Linked DNA regions of Mus musculus: region 2 is linked to region 1. A link is a loop called in an ENCODE intact Hi-C map of the cell type or tissue named here. Cell type or tissue: heart. All regions are shown on one strand.

Region 1 (8,000 bases):
AAATCACCAGCTAGAAAACCAAGAGGAAAAAAAAAAGAGATAGAATGACAAACTGGCAGGAGAGATTCGTGCAGTCAGGAACAGAGAGAGGACTAGACAGAGGAGAAGTACATGGGTAGAGAGGGTGTGTGGGGCAAGATGGAGGATAAGCGGTACACTCGGTACACTTGTGGGTTTTAGACAGTTGAGGGGAAAGTTTCCTGATGAGAAAGGAAGCATTGAGGTCGACTTCATTTGACCAATAGATAAACAAATCTTCGAGGAAAGGAAGAGACTTCACACATCTGTCTACCTGTTCATTTATTTGAGTAATGTGCTTATTTCTCAAGTATCTTTAACATATATTTGAATAAAATGAGTGAGATGAGTGCCCGTTAGGGCAATGGTTCTCAACCTGTGGGTCCCTTTGGGAGTCAAAAGACCCTTTCACTAGATCTGACTAAGAACACTGGGAAATGCAGATTTTTTTCCATTATGATTCATTATGATAGCAAAATTACAGCCATAAAGTAGCAACAAAATAATTTTATAGTTGGGGTTCACCACAATATGAGGAAATGTATTAAAGGGTCGCAGCATTAGGAAGGCTGATAACCACTGCTTTGGGGGCTCACAGGCCAGTGAAGTTCCCATAGGAAAAGGGTTGAGATAGGAAAGAGCCCTGGGAACCTGCAGAAAACCCCTGACAGCCATGTGTGTTCAGCATAGACAACCACCTCAGTAGGTAGAGTGCACTTGACAGCCCAAAGGCAGGACCAGGAGCCCATAGCTTGAGAATTGAGTACGTAGCAAAGAACACATATCTGCCATATCTAGCTGCCTTGACCCTCAGCTTCAAACTTCATCATCCTAACATTGCTCATCTGGGTACAGAGAATTAAATCTGATAGCATCACCTTTCCATCAGTCATTGAAGGAAGATGAAATATTGTAACTTGTTTAGGAGCCCACAGCCCCGATCTGGGACTGAGAACAAAGCAGAACAAGCCCCCAGGCATGCCAAGGCAGGGCTGTTGATAAGGCATTCCTAAGAATATCTTGGCCATAAAGATGAAAAGGTATTCAAGGACAAATGGGGCTACATTATCTAAGCTAACACCATCTGACCGGAATCTCCCCTCAATCCGAGGAAAGGCAGGGTCATCTTATCTAAAGTTCACACCATCTGGCCGGAATCTCCTTTCTGTTACCCCTTGGCACCGAGTAAAGTCATATACATCAACTGGTTGTTATGTGAACAAAGATAAGCCCCAAGCCCACCGGAACAAAGCTCTGATGCCCCTTTTTGCTGACATGTAATCTTTCTGTTAATGAATCAATCCCGTGCCTTTGTCAAATTCCTTTGCTTCTTTAAAAACCCCTAGCTTACGAGCCTCAGGGCCGACTCCCCTGCCTCCTGCACGAGGTACCTGTCAGCCCAGAGCTCTGCCAATAAAACCTCGTGCGTCTTGCAACAAGAGAGGATTCTTGTGTTCGTGGGTGCTTCCTGTTCCTGGACTAGAGTGGGGGTCTCTAAATTTGGGATCCTACATCATGAAGTCCTACCAGATGAACCCTAAATGCCAGCTCACCCCTTCTTTCTTTAGCCTGGGATATTTACCCAACACCTACTCTTGCCTGCTGTGTGCTAGCCACACTGATGTGCAAACCTGTGAACAGGCCTCTAGTCCTTTACAAGTGAACCTCCCATTCCAGGGCTCCTTTCCCTGCCTCACAACATTCTTATAGGACCCCTAAAATAGGCTTTAAACTCATCCCAAGACTCAGCCCAGTCTCTCTCTCCCTTTCTTTAACTACTGAAAGTCTCTTTCTCAGCAACCTCTCACCTGAGCCAGTGCAGATCAAGTATCCCTTCCCTGCATACTCTCTGGTAACAGTCACTGTGGCTATTGTTTTTTAAATCTGATCTGCCTACTTCTTTGGTGGACTGCAAGGCCTTTGAGGGTCATCATTGAACTTAGCCCCTTCCCTCTGCAAAGTGTTTATGAAATGCTTGGGGGTGAGTGTGAAATGAGTCCCAAAGGAGTTGAGTCACGGGTAATCCTTAACTCAGTTCAAAACAATTATCCTCTTTCTCTTCTCATGGGAGAAAACAAAATGTGATCTGTAAAGCCGACTGGAAGGTTTCTACAGGAGAGTGTGGAATGGAAGGCCTCAGTCAGGTTAGTCCCTTGTATCTCTCTCAGCTGTGTTGGTGCATATACAGGGCCAACAGAGAACAACAGGCTTTGAGCTGCCTTGGTGCTAACACCATAATTTATTGAACCTTAGAGAATTTCTACTGTATTTGACTCTACAATCAATTATGAAGGGAGCAGAGGAAGCTTCATTGAATGCCTGGTTCCTAGCTAGTTCATTCATTCATACACCCAGCTAACACATGCTAAGCGTGGTTCTAGACACTTCTGTTCTTGCTGTGTCATCTCAGCATGCTCTTAGGTTTCACAGGCTCAAGGAAAAGTGCTACTGTTCTTTGTTGAGTAAACTTTAATCAGCATTTTCCTCATTAGCCTACAGCAACATATAAACTTATGATTCGTGCAATTCATTTTATCTTGCTAAATTTAATAAGGCACAAGTTGGATAGCCGTTAAGGGTCCCCTGTTGTGCATGCATAAGCCCAAAACAAACAGGAGTAAAACTCACTGTGGTTTGTTATATTAGGACAGGAATGAAGGGTCCGTTGCCTCCAGCTGTCGGAGCAAAGGCAACAGAACTAGTGTGAGGAAAGCTCTTTCCTCTCCTTCAGCCTTCCTCTATCTGGGAGACATAAGCAATGTGACAGTTGAATACCAGACCAGTTCTACCTTGTTCATTGTAGCTGCTCCTTGAGATCACCACAGGACACCCCACTGCACATCATTCATCAATTCTTCCACTAATCAGACAGGTGTTGATGGCTGCTCCTTTACCCAGCACTGGCCCCCAAGGATGAACAAAACACAATAGCTATTGTCCCTAAAGAGGTCACAACATATATGACGAACAACAAACCCTTCACTGTTGGTGTGTGATGCTGAAACTTCCATGTTTGTTTTGGGCTCTTTCCCGCACAGCAGGAGACCCTCGAGTAGAGAAGGGTTGGAAGGTAGGCTGTGCCAGACAGGTCAGTTGGCCCTAATACAGAGGAATGTCACACAAGACAGACATAGTCCCATTCCCAACAGGATCAGTAGGACAGTACTTTTGAGGTGGAAGAGCATGCTTGCTCCTTGCAAATGTTTTGAATTAATCCTGGCTCACTGATGTCTGCCTGAACCGCCATAGTAAATGGTAGAAACTTCAAGGTGGTTTAGAACACTGTCATCTAACTGCACTCCATCTGAAAGATGTGCCAAAGAACATGTAGCAAATAGCCACCCTCCACCCTACTCAGCCACCTACCTCTCCATTGGAGGCACCCATTAGTAGAAACTTTGGCCAGGCTCTTGCCTAATAGATATACTGAATTGTATATCATTTGTTGTGCAGGTCTTCTGTATACTGCTCCTCTAAGGCCTGAGGAAACCTTCAGTCTTCTCTCCAACCCACGGAGAGCAATTGCTCATCTGTGCCGGCAAACCCCTCTAAATGGGGTTAATGAGAAGCACCCTGATGTTCATCTCAGAGCCAGGATTTTCCATGTTCAGGCGCTTCCCTCTGTGATTCGCCCTACCATGGGTGTGGGCAAATGTGAACAGCGGCCCCTACTGCCCAGGTCCTGTATTGCCAGATTCTTTTTTTTACTCTGAAGCATAAAAACATTTATTGATTAGCAGAGTGGAGAATATTATGAAGATGGGTCCTTATTCTGCCTATTTATACATATACATCATATACATATACATCATATACACATACATTTGTGTAAGTAAAAATTTTATAAACGCATTGATACTTTTTTTTAAATTAGGTATTTATTTCAGTTACATTTCCAATGCTATCCCAAAAGTCCCCCACACGCTCCCCCCACCCACTCCCCCACCCTCCCACTCCCACTTCTTGGCCCTGGCGTTCCCCTGTACTGAGGCATATAAAGTTTGCATGACCAAGGGGCCTCTCTATCCACTGATGGCTGACTAGGCCATCTTCTGATACATATGCAGCTAGAGTCAAGAGCTCCGGGGTACCGGTTAGTTCATATTGTTGTTCCACCTATAGGGTTGCAGACCCCTTTAGCTCCTTGGTTACTTTCTCTAGCTCCTCCATTGGGGGCCCTGTGATCCATCCAATAGCTGACTGTGAACATCCATTTCTGTGTTTGCTAGGCCCCAGCATAGTCTCACAAAAGACAGCTATATCTGGGTCCTTTCAGCAAAATCTTGCTAGTGTATGCAATGGTGTCAGCGTTTGGAAGCTGATTATGGGATGGATCTCCAACTTCAGTGGTCCAGACACAATGCCTTAAAGCAAAATCTTGCTAGTGTATGCAATGGTGTCAGCATTTGGAAGCTGATTATGGGATGGATCTCCAACTTCAGTGGTCCAGACACAATGCCTTAAATTTGCAAATCCCATTTTCCTGGTAGTAAGGTTGTCCACAGGACAGTACAGAGGATTTTTCAGCTCAAGGAAGAACATTCCTTAACAATCATTAGCACTATATCAGAGATTGATTTAATATACCAGAAAGAAGCAACCTTGGGGTGAACAAATACAGGACCATGTGAGTTTGAGCTGATGGACTAGCAGAAATGCACTAATAGAAATGGCCTAAGGTTTTCCTTGTCACAGCATAAGGTACTACAATGAGATTCAAGGGTGTGGGAAAGGATAATTGGAATACTAGACATTGGAGAAAAGAGGGACATCAGAGAGAAGACAGTATAACAGTGCTTTAGGGATGAGCTCTGGGTTCAAACTCATTTACCAGAATGATTTTTTAAATGTAGTTGAATTTAATTTTTAATTAAGATTTAATAACTGCACACTTTAGGGGGTATAGCAATCCATTCATACACAGTGTCTACTGATCAGATGGGGTAATTCTCACTTCTATCTCATCATTTCTTTGTTCTGGGAGCCTGCAAGATCTTCTTGTCTAGCTCTTCAGAAATCAGTTGGTTACTGGGAACTCTTCCGGTGGGCTGAACTCCTCTCTGAATTATTGGTTAGCACAGGGTTCTATGATGTCCTGTGCAATACTCAGCAAGGGGCTAGGCAGAATATGAGCATTAGTCTAACACTCTGATGCAAAGGTGGAGCAAACTTTACAGAACCCATGAGGGCCGTGGAGGCAGCTCAGCTCCCACACTCAGGACTCACACTCAACACTTCCTTCCATGCACTGTATTCTCTGGGGCAGTTGAATGGCACTGATGACTCAGTTTCATTCATGGGCACAGCCTTGAGGGCACTTCAAGTCCTGCCCATGCAACAGGAGAATAGGCTGAAGATTGATCCAAACATGAGTGGAAGTCCACAGGTCGATGTCAGTCCTGGTGCCACTGTGAAGAAGCTCAGGAAAAGGGCCCCAAGGGACTGTAGTCCACATGAGCAGATGAGTACCTGTGACCAAGCCTGCCTGCTCTTCCCCGACATGGTCTACTGGCTGCTGTGACCACTAGACCTTCTGATGATGATGATGATGAGCGCAAAGATAAAAGGAATACATTCCCTCTCTAGAATCTCACCAGAATCCTATCCATTGGGATTAAGAGATATTTGTCAATGAGGATGCTGCTTCCAAAATTAACAAGCCTTATAATACGGATCAGAAATGACTGGAAAATGTATCTATTTGCAGCAGCTGGGAGTGTTTTCAAATGAACCCTCTAGTCACAAAGCATATCAGAAGATGTCTTAGTCCATGTTGTGTTGCTATACAAAAATACTGAAGCCTTGTGACTTTATAAACAAAGAAGTTTATTTATCTTCTGATTCTGATGACTGAAAGTCTAAATGGCACGATACCAGTATTCAGTAAGGGACCTTGGATGTGTTACAGCATCTGGAGAAGGGGAAAGAGACACTATAGCTATATGAACTAGTCAAGCATAGAGGGAGGCCTTACTCATAGGAATGGCTGCATTTTCTCTCCTCACCAGCCCTCCACACCACAGACCCCTACTACTATGATGGTAGTGGTGCTGCTGGTTAAATTACGTGCTAGCAGACCCCACCTCAGTACTGCCTCTGAGGGTCAGCCCATGCATGCCCAGAGAAACCTACACCTCAGACTCTGCCTCTTTAGAGGAGACAAATACTAGGCAGGAGCAGGGCTTCTGATTTAGCTGGGAATCAAGGGCAGGGCGGGGCTGTTAGGAAACCCTGCTACTTAAGGTTGCAGTCTTCTATCATGTCTGCATAGCTCCTCTGAGCTCATGGCAAGATGGCAGACTCCCTTGTCCAACAGGGCTTCCCCATCTCTGACTTTATCTGGGGACCTGGACCCCATACCCTCTACCTGAGGAAGGTCACATAGTCCTGGGTAGACCTATGTTCAATTTCCTTCCGCCCACCTCCATAAGAATGTGCCCAGCAAGTAACTGAAATTCCTGGAATGCCTTCCCATAGAAGTGAAGCATTCATGTTTCTTTAGCCAATGAAGCTTTTAAAAACAATGAATTCATTAAATACTTAGGCAAATCCTGAGTGAGGTAACCCAATCACAAAAGAACATATGTGGTATGTACTCTCTGATAAGTGGATATTAGCCCAGAAGCTTGGAATACCCAAGAAACAATTCACAGAAAATATCAAGCTCAAGAAGAAGGAAGACCAAAGTGTGGATACTTCAGTTCTTCTTAGAAGGAAGAACAAAATACCCCTGGGAGGAGATACAGAGACAAAGCTTGGAGCAGAGACTGAAGGAATGACCATCCAGAGACTGCCCCACCTGGGGATCCATTTCATATACAGTTAACAAACTCAGACACTATTATGAATGGCAACAAGAGCTTGCTGATAGGAGCTTGATATAGCTGTCTCCAGTGACTAACAAATACAGAGGTGGATGCTTTCAGCCAACCACTGGACTGAGTACAGGGTCCCTAATGGAGGAGCTAAGGAACAACAATATGAACCAACCAGTACCCCCAGAGCTCCTAGGGACTAAACCACCAACCAAAGAGTACACATGAAGGGACCCATGGCTCAGCTGCATATGTAGCAGAGGATGGCCTTGTCAGACATTAATGGGAGGAGAGGCCCTTGGTCTTGTGAAGGCTCGATGCCCCAGTGTAGGAGAATGCCAGGACAGGGAAACTGGAGTGGATGGGTTGGTGAGCAGGGGGACGGTTGATGGGATGGGGGTTTTCGGAAGGGAAACCAGGGAAGGGGATAACACTTGAAATGTAAGTAAAGAAAATATCTAAAAAAACAAAAAAGCAAAAAACCCTAGCCAATGATTTATATTCACCCTGAAAATTCCTCCCCACACTCCAAGGTTCATATGTAGCTTTGTCTACCTCAATAAAGTGTATATATACAAGCAGTCTCACTGAAGATAATCAGAGAAGGCTTTCTCCCCAGCCCCGCCCCCTACCTTTCATCCCCACACTCTTTCCAGGGTCCATCTCATCCTTCCAGCCTGGTGTGCCACGGCACCCGGACACCCTGAGAGTACAAGCCAGAATGTGGATCCGTAGCTGGCAACCAACAAAAGCACGTAGGCAGAAACACGTGGGTCTAGTATGAAGCCTGAAGAAGTCTGCCTATCGGGAGCCCACGTGCAGTAGGAGCTCGTGGTGATCACAGAATTGAAGAGATAGATCTGGGTACCCAGTGGCTAGGGTTAAAATCCCTGGGGAGGAGCAAAAGACCCCATGGAGCATCTAAGTAGAGATTAAGCAGCTAGGCTCTACCTGGAAATACCACCTTGTGGGTTGGAGGAACCTGTTGCCAGGAGGGACCTGCTCTACCCTTCAGCTACAGTCTAAGAGGCAATTGGGTGATCGTGAAATACATAATTAGGCAGGAAAACTGAAGCATAGAGAACTTCAGTGCTTTGCTCAAGTCCAGATCACAAGTCCGTGTTTGCATAGGCTACTGTTCCTCTTGGTTGCTTTCTGCTTCCCCTT
Region 2 (8,000 bases), 490 kb before region 1:
GCATGCCAACAGATGTATATAGATGTTGATCTTAACACAGCTGAACCAACAAAATCCAAGCCTTCTTTATAACCAGATAGCAATGACAATTGGTATACATTTAGATGCTAAAATAAGTACCTTTTTTTGTAGGTTTGTTTTGTTTTACATGTATGAATGTTTGGGTACATTCTTCTCTGTACCACTTGTGTGTGCCTGGTGTCTATGGAGGTCAGAAGAGGGCGCCAGATCCTATGTAACTGTAATTATAGATGGTTGTAAACAGAACCAGAACAGAACCCAAGTCATTTGTAGCCAGTGCTTTTAATATCTGAGCCATCTCCAGCTAGGATTGCATTTACACTAGAAACAAATGGTTTTCAGAAGTCTTAAATTAAAAAATTTTTCTGAACAAGTAAAGGACTTGTCATGCCAGTACTTACTATCTTAAATAACTCTTAGTAGAAGGATTACAAATGAAGATACACAGTTTCAATTATCATATCCACAACACTGCAGTAGTTAGTTTTGGTGGCTGCCTGCCCTTGTAACTCAGTTTTATTTATATTCTATTGAACTTTCTCAGTGTAATTTTTCTGGAATATGATCTTATCTCCTTTGGGATAGTGCATGATGGTTAGGTCTTTTTAGAATAAAAACACTACTTATTTGGATCCCTTTAATCCAGGTTGCTAGATGAATTTTGACTGCCTAAATCTGAGCATTTATGAAGTATCTGTCAGAATTTCTTTTTTTAAATAGTTTTTTATTAGATATTTTCTTCATTTACATTTCAAATGCTATCCCGAAAGTCTACTAACCCCACCCCCCGCCCTGCTCTTCAACCCACCCACTCCTGCTTCCTGCCCCTGGCATTCCCCTGTACTGGGGCATATAATCTTCGCAAGACCAAGGGCCTCTCCTCCCAGTGATGGCCAACTAGGCCATCCTCTGCTACAAAAGCAACTAGAGACATAGCTCTGGGGTGTACTGGTTAGTTCATATTGTTCTTCCTCCTGTAGAGTTGCAGACCCCTTTAGCTCCTTGGGTACTTTCTCTAGCCAGAATTTATTTTCTTCAAAAATTTTTTTATTATAATTAGTAGATAAATTTTATCATACCAAATAAGTTTTCAGATATTTAAAAAAATGGTTTGTGTCATCTAGTACTTTTTGCATTTTAATTTTGTCTATCGTTTCTTCAGATAATAAGTTTAAGTAGAATCATGAAAAGTTTATGATGAAAATGCTGTGTGCACATGGATGAGAAAAAAATAAAGTTATAGAAAATACATTAAAATAAATAATTTAACATTTTAATCTCTTAGGGCACTAATGTAAATAATTGTATGTAAATAATTGTATGTTGTAGTTTTTGTTTGTTTTGTGTTTTTAGTTCTTTTGGAAAAGTTTAAAATGCAGATTTCCAACTGCCTTGAAAAATTGAGTATTGTAATTGTGCTTTACTTCAAGCATGCCTCTGTATTAAAGAATAGATAAGTTGACAACTACTTGGTACATTAATGTTACGATTTAAACCTCAGATGGCTTAACTTTAAATAGTTAACTCACAGGGACCTTGTGTGATGTCATTACTGTTGTCTTTGAGAATCACCAGTTTATACATTACAGTTTTGTACCTATGACTGAGAATAGGAATTAAAATAATTCAATTATTTACCTAATATGTACTGTATAATTTTGCTTTGATCATAAATGTGGAATAAGTATACATCCCTCTAAACAAACTTTGTTAAACTAACGAATACCTAACCACATGTAGATCTTCCTCCAGCAGTTACTATCAGTGCTGATGGCTGGGATCTGATTTTAATGAAAGATTTATGTTCATGAGAAGATTTCTCATTGTTTTATTTTCCCTTGAAATCAGTGCTAAAACTAGAGGAGATCGCCTTTATACTTTATTGGAATACAAAGATGTTTCAGTGAATTCCTAGACCATTTTTATTAAAGCTAAAAGATCACCTAATTAATTTGAGCATACTGCTTTTTAAAAAAATCTTCAAAAATACTTTTTATTTAAAAATAATTTTTTAATATGAGGATATTGTTCTTTGCTTCCTTTATAGTGTCATTCATTTAATTTGCTTTTTTTCTGACCCAGATGACAGTAGAACTGCAAGCCAGTTAGATGAATTTCAAGAATGCTTGTCCAAGTTTACTCGATACAACTCAGTAAGACCGTTGGCCACATTGTCTTATGCTAGTGATCTCTATAATGGTTCCAGCATAGTTTCTAGGTAAGTGTTTGCCACTGCTCTTACTGTGTTCTTTTATTAAAAAGTATAAGAAAACTTACTAAATTTGAGAAGCAGCTATAACATGTCTTTGAGTCTTGGAATTTGCAAGCTACATTGCCTCCCAGTTACTCGGAGCTAGCAAATTAGAATGCTCAGTAGCATCCATCTGACAGGAGGTGGCAGTTTCTCTTTATATCTGACGTCTGAGTGTAATGATGGAAGGTGCTCTTTACGTCCTTCCTTCAATTTTGCAAGTCTGTATAGAACTAGTATATTTCTTTCTGAATATTAATGTTTGATTCTCCAGTAAAGCTTTCCATGGAATATAAGAATATGATCAAAGTTCACTCTATAGCTTGTACAACTAGTATACAGTAATAAAAACTTAATTTGAGAGATAGCTGTAGGTAGTCTAAATAAAAATATACAAAGCAGAGACTGACAGTGTATTTTTGAAACATATTCTGGGGCTGGTGGTACAAAACAGCAAATGATTGCTTGCCTTAAAAGCAGAGATGAACCTGAGTCTGATACCCAGAGCCCATGTGAAATAAAGGCCAGGCATAGTAGTGCTCGCTTGTTATGCTCATGCTGTTGAGGGAGATCTTCGAGCTACTGCCTTGTTTTGTAGGCCTCAAAAGAAGATAGACAGTACTTGAAGAATGGCATTCAAAGTTGACCTCTGACTTTTGCATGCAGATATGCTCATGTGCACACATGTGCCTGTGCTTACAAACAGCCAGGGCTACAGAGAAACCCTGTCTCGGGAAAAAAAAAAAAAAAAAAACAAACTTCTCACTATATACAATTTTCCATTTCATAAAATAATGAACATTGTAAAACCACCAGGCTGTATTACATTTAGCCTATTTTCAGTAGACATTCAAAGAGATGATTTACATTTAAATATTTTACATTACAATTTTACAAATTAAGTAGATGTACTTAATTGTTACGGTTAATTAGCCTTTTTTATTTTCTCCCAATTATATCAAATTAACATTTCTTAATGAAATATTTCCAAATTTTTAAGTTTATTATACCCACAGAAGAAATGAAGACTAATAGGTAGCAAGAAAGAAAGAAGGAGCTTTGAGACTTTCATAATTTTAGTGACTCCTTTTTGTACTTTGAAGGATATTGGTAATTCATTCTAAGCTTTGATTTCTTCTAATGAAATGGGCTTAAAAAACACTAAAACAATGTTGGCCAGAACAAATTATTAATATTATTACCATAAAATTGCATAATATCTGTGCCAATTACCTTATTGCACTGAAACTAGATTTTCTGAAAAGAAAAATACTAAACTGAATAAATCTCCTGTTTTCTTTGCTTATGTGGATATTATACCAGATCCATTAGTCCACAAGGTGGCAGCATTTATTTGTGCTATCTCTCATGTTTTGTGCAATCTCTTCTGTTAGATAGTTGACAAGGTTGGAATTGGGTGGCTGGTCCAGATTTATTCTCTTGATTATTATATGGTCTTAATAACAACAACTTATGGAAAAACACTTCCTACTTTTTCCTTAAATATGGTAGTTACACCACATTTTAAAAAAAGATTTATTGATTTATTATATGAAAGTACACTGTGGCTGTCTTCAGATACTCCAGAAGAGGGAGTCAGATCTTATTATGGATGGTTGTGAGCCACCATGTGGTTGCTGGGATTTGAACTCGGGACTTTTGGAAGAGCAGTCGGTGCTCTTAACCACTGAGCCATCTCTCCAGCCCAGTCACACCACATTTTACATGTTGTTTTCTGTGCCATCAGAGAGGATTGGTTTGAAATTGCATATTTTAAACTATCTCAGTGTATAGTAGTGCTGCTTCATGAATTTCTGATTTGAATTTTACATCCCTGTACATAGTACAGTGGTTGTTAACCTTCTTAATATCATGACCCTTTGATGCAGCTCCTCATGCTGTGGATTATTATTTTTGCTACTTCATATTTAGTTTAAGATACTGTGGTCAATCCTATTTTATAGGAGAGGAAGTTGAAATAAGGGGAAGTATGACTAGGCTAGGATCAACACACTGTGCTGTGGATAGAACTTAGATTTGAACACCCCCACCCCCCCCACCCCCCCGCACCTTTATGGTGCTCGGTTGCTCACATCAGGGCCCAGGGACTAAAGTTTCAAGTGAGATACTGGTAAAAATACAAAGTAGTGCATTTTTTAGGTCCTTTATGCTCCTGTTTCTATCTTTTCTAACTGGCATTTCATAATGAATGTTTTAGAGTTTCAATTTAATATTTATACTGTGTGGTGTTCAACTAGTTGCTAAAACTATTGGAATTGAACTTTGTTTTATAGTAGATGTTTACAAAGATTGTTTTTGATAACCTTCAGTGTTCACCCAGAGTAATATTGTAATGTATTATTTATTGAAGAATGCTTATGAGTTTTAAAATTTGCTTAGTAGATGTCGTGATTAGGATTTTATTGCTATGAAGAGACACCATGAGCATGGCAGCTCTTATAAAGGCAAATATTTCATTGACACTGGCTTATAGTTTCAGAGGTACAGTTTAATAGGGACTGGGGTAATTGCTGTTGTAGGCCTGACCATGTTTTTGTTTAGAGTGTGGATTTTGGGACTTTGTAAAGCAGAGGAATACTTTAAGTGTGAATTATTGGGCCCTACTAGTAGAAGCATGGAAGACACTGGTGCTGGGGTGATTAGATCTTGATAGGCATGGCTCAAGAAATTTCAGAGGAGAAGAATTTTAGTATGTAACAACCTAGAGATTTTTGTGCTATTTTGGTGAAGAATACAGCTGATTTTTGCTCTCATCTGAAGAGGTAAAGAGATTTGGATTAATTTCATTGACAAAGGAAGTCAAAAAAAGTCCAGCATAGACTTTGCCCTCTGCTTTACTTTCATGAAGAACATTTTGATCAAGCATAGTAAGCTTAGAAAGGAAAAATACAAAATATATGGTTGAAAGATTAAAGCCGTACCAGAAAGTAAACTGGAGCTAAATCCTGTGTTCAAGGATATTAAATGGCATGAAGGGCGTGGTGACTAAAGGGCAAGATCCCTTGCAGGTAAGCTTATTGTTTGTGTGCTTGCATTGAATAAGGGATAGTTATATCATGTTAGGCTTTATTTTGACCTGGTTATTGTTTTCGTTTGGACTTTTAATCAGGAAGGAACTACAATCTAAAAATGAAGGAGACATCTGTGCTAGGCTCTTGAGGTCTAGTCACCATGAACATCTTAGGTCCAGGAATGGTGGTACATGCCTTTAATTCCAAGGTCAGAGTCAAACAGATTCCTTGAGTCCCAGGTCAGCCTGGAAGTGAGCAAGGTCCAAGTTAGAAAAGCTTACTTAGTACACACTTTTGATCCCATCACTCAGGAGACAGAGGCATTAGATCTCTGAGTTTAAGGTCAGCCTACAGAGCAAGTTCTAGGACAGCCAAACTTAGGCAGGAAAAGTGTTGAAAAACAGAAAGCTGGTGATAAAACAAGATGGTGGTGGAGTGAGGACATGTTCCAATCCCACGAAGCAGCAGAACTCAGCAGCTTCAGCCATGTGGCTCTGGTTTCAGTCAAGAGTAGAAGGAGGTACTGGGATAATAGATGCTGATTAGCTCAAGAAAAGAAATTAGTAGAGACCAGCATCACTGAGGTGGAGTCTTCTGAGGAGTGTTTTCTGAGAGCTCAAAGAAGCTGTGTTCCTGAGATAAGCCAAGGTTATATCTGCTACAGCTGGACTTGGTGATGTACAAGAATCATCCAGGTGGTACTGGTTTTGACGCCATGAAGGGGTCATGGACAGTAGCTGAGTCTTGGCACTGAGAGGCCAGGGAAGGCCATTGGTGAAGGTGCAGCCTCAGTTGCAGTTGACAGCCCAGGAAGGGGTCATGCAAAGGAGTTGAGGCTTGGCACCATGAAGGGAGCCTATGAGAGGCTATTGGTGAAGCCTGATTGCCGTGGAAGATTACAGAAAATTGGAGATAGCAGTACCATGTGATGATCACCAAGAATACTAGCATCAGTGGAGTGGAGTCAACCAGTGCCTAGAGTGCTCAGAGCTAGAGAAGTGACCCAAGCCCTTTGGAGAAGCCCAGAAGATCATGTGTGGATCACAGACACTGGAACAAGAAGCTGTAAAGTTGAAGTTGCCTTAGATACCTCAAGATTTTAGAGATGCCAGTGCCATGGAATACCTGCTATGGAAAGCTGCTGACAGGGAGTGGAAATGGCCCAAGAGAAAGATTTGTGTTGCAGTCAACAAAGCTGAAAGGAGTGGGACATAAGACACGGAGATGCAGAGTTTGGAATTTGCCCAGCTCATTTTTTGGTCTTGTTTTTGGTCCATTATTTCCTCACTATGGCATTTTGGAAAGGTAGTGTATATCCTGTGATGTTTAAAGTATGGTATCTGTTATTGATTTTGCTTTTATACAAAATTACTCTTAAGTGATTGGATGACTCTCAGAAGAGACTTTGAACTTTTAACATTGTTGAGACTGCTATAGGCTATGGGGACTTTAAAATTGGACAAAATGTAATTTGCGTTATGCTGTGGCTAGGTATGGCCCCTGTAACTTCCATGTTTGAACAAACCTATGGGGGCCAGGGAGTGGAATGTGATGGTTTGAATATGCTTGGCCCCATGGGAAGTAGCACTATTAGGGGTGTGGCTTTGTTTTGAAGTAGGTGTGGCCTTGTTAGATAAAGGTCATCTCTGTGCAGGTGGGCTTGGAGGCCGTATGCTCAAGTTTCACCCAGTGTAGAAGACAGGGGGGGCTGTATCCTTTCCTCTGCCCCCAGGTCCCCACTTTGGCACCCCAGGCTATGGAAGCCCCCACTTCACCACACTCTACTCAGTCCCTTTTCCTGAGGGCGAGGCCTTTCCCTCTGTTCCCGTCACTGCTCTGGGCTCTCCCATGCATTCAAACTGAGGCACCAGCCCTCCCTGGGGATGCTGTGAGCCAAGGCAAGGGAGGTAGACAAGAGAACCTGGAGCTTTGGGGTTAAATTCTTTTACTGAGGAGGGATTAAAAGCACAACAGGGGTGGGGGGTGGGATGGGGAAAGAAGCTCAGTGATGCTGTTGATCAGGAGCCTGGCCTGTCTGTCACTCATCATTTTGTTCTTAAATAAAGACTGGGACACACAGTAGAAAAAAAAAAAAACCTCCTGGTTGCCTGTAGAAGAGAGTCTACTCCTGGCTGCCTTTGGATCCAGATGTCAAACTCTCAACTCCTCCTCTGGCACTGTGTCTGCCTGCATGCTGTCATGCTTCCCGCCCTGATGTTAATGCACTGAATATTATAAGAGTTATCTTGGTCTTGGTGTCTCTTTATAGTAATAAAACCCTAACTAAGACAATAAATAGATCTTCAGAAAATCTTTAACCTGATTTCTGCTTTCTATGGGCTTTCTGCTATGTTTGGGCTTTATGCATGCACATAAGCACTTCATAGCTATCTCATTTGAACTATGTATAGAAGAGGTGAGTTTTTCACAGAATTGATTTAAACCAGTGGTTCTCAACCTTCCTAAAATGCTGCAGTCTTTTACTATACAGTTCCTCATGTTATGGTGCCTCCCAACCAAAAATTATCTTCATTGCTACTTCATAACTTTAATTTTGCTACTTTACGAATCATAACATAAATATCTGTGGTTTTTGGTGGTCTTCGACAACCCCTGTGAAACAATTGTTTGACTACCAAAGGGGGCTCGACTAACAGGTTGAGAACCACTGATTTAAAATATGTATAGTTTATGAT

What was found. Peaks named below come from ENCODE experiments on the same cell type or tissue, not always from the same donor. Only the 100,000 strongest peaks of a DNase experiment are listed, where the experiment ranks them.
Region 2: a loop joins it to region 1, with 6 times the contacts of the local background. A loop is called at or near these places in 2 of 42 quality-filtered maps.

What each region holds. Positions count from the first base shown.
Region 1 is chr1:159,780,392-159,788,391 of GRCm38, forward strand. The region is part of intron 2 of Tnr (tenascin R); the gene reads left to right. Gm31348 (a long non-coding RNA gene) reads right to left here and starts at 3,692. Exons shown (of 5, transcript XR_001779507.2): 1 at 3,385-3,692. In heart, a CTCF peak has its summit at 3,687 (motif pointing left); no DNase peak of the experiment used is centred here; H3K27me3 peaks cover 336 bases.
Region 2 is chr1:159,286,802-159,294,801 of GRCm38, forward strand. It overlaps Cop1 (COP1, E3 ubiquitin ligase), which reads left to right. Exons shown (of 20, transcript NM_011931.4): 11 at 2,104-2,239. It also overlaps the pseudogene Pou5f1-rs1. Among named protein-coding and RNA genes, the nearest start is that of Mir1843b, 50 kb to the right of the region's middle. In heart, CTCF peaks have their summits at 214 (motif pointing right) and 3,596 (motif pointing right); no DNase peak of the experiment used is centred here.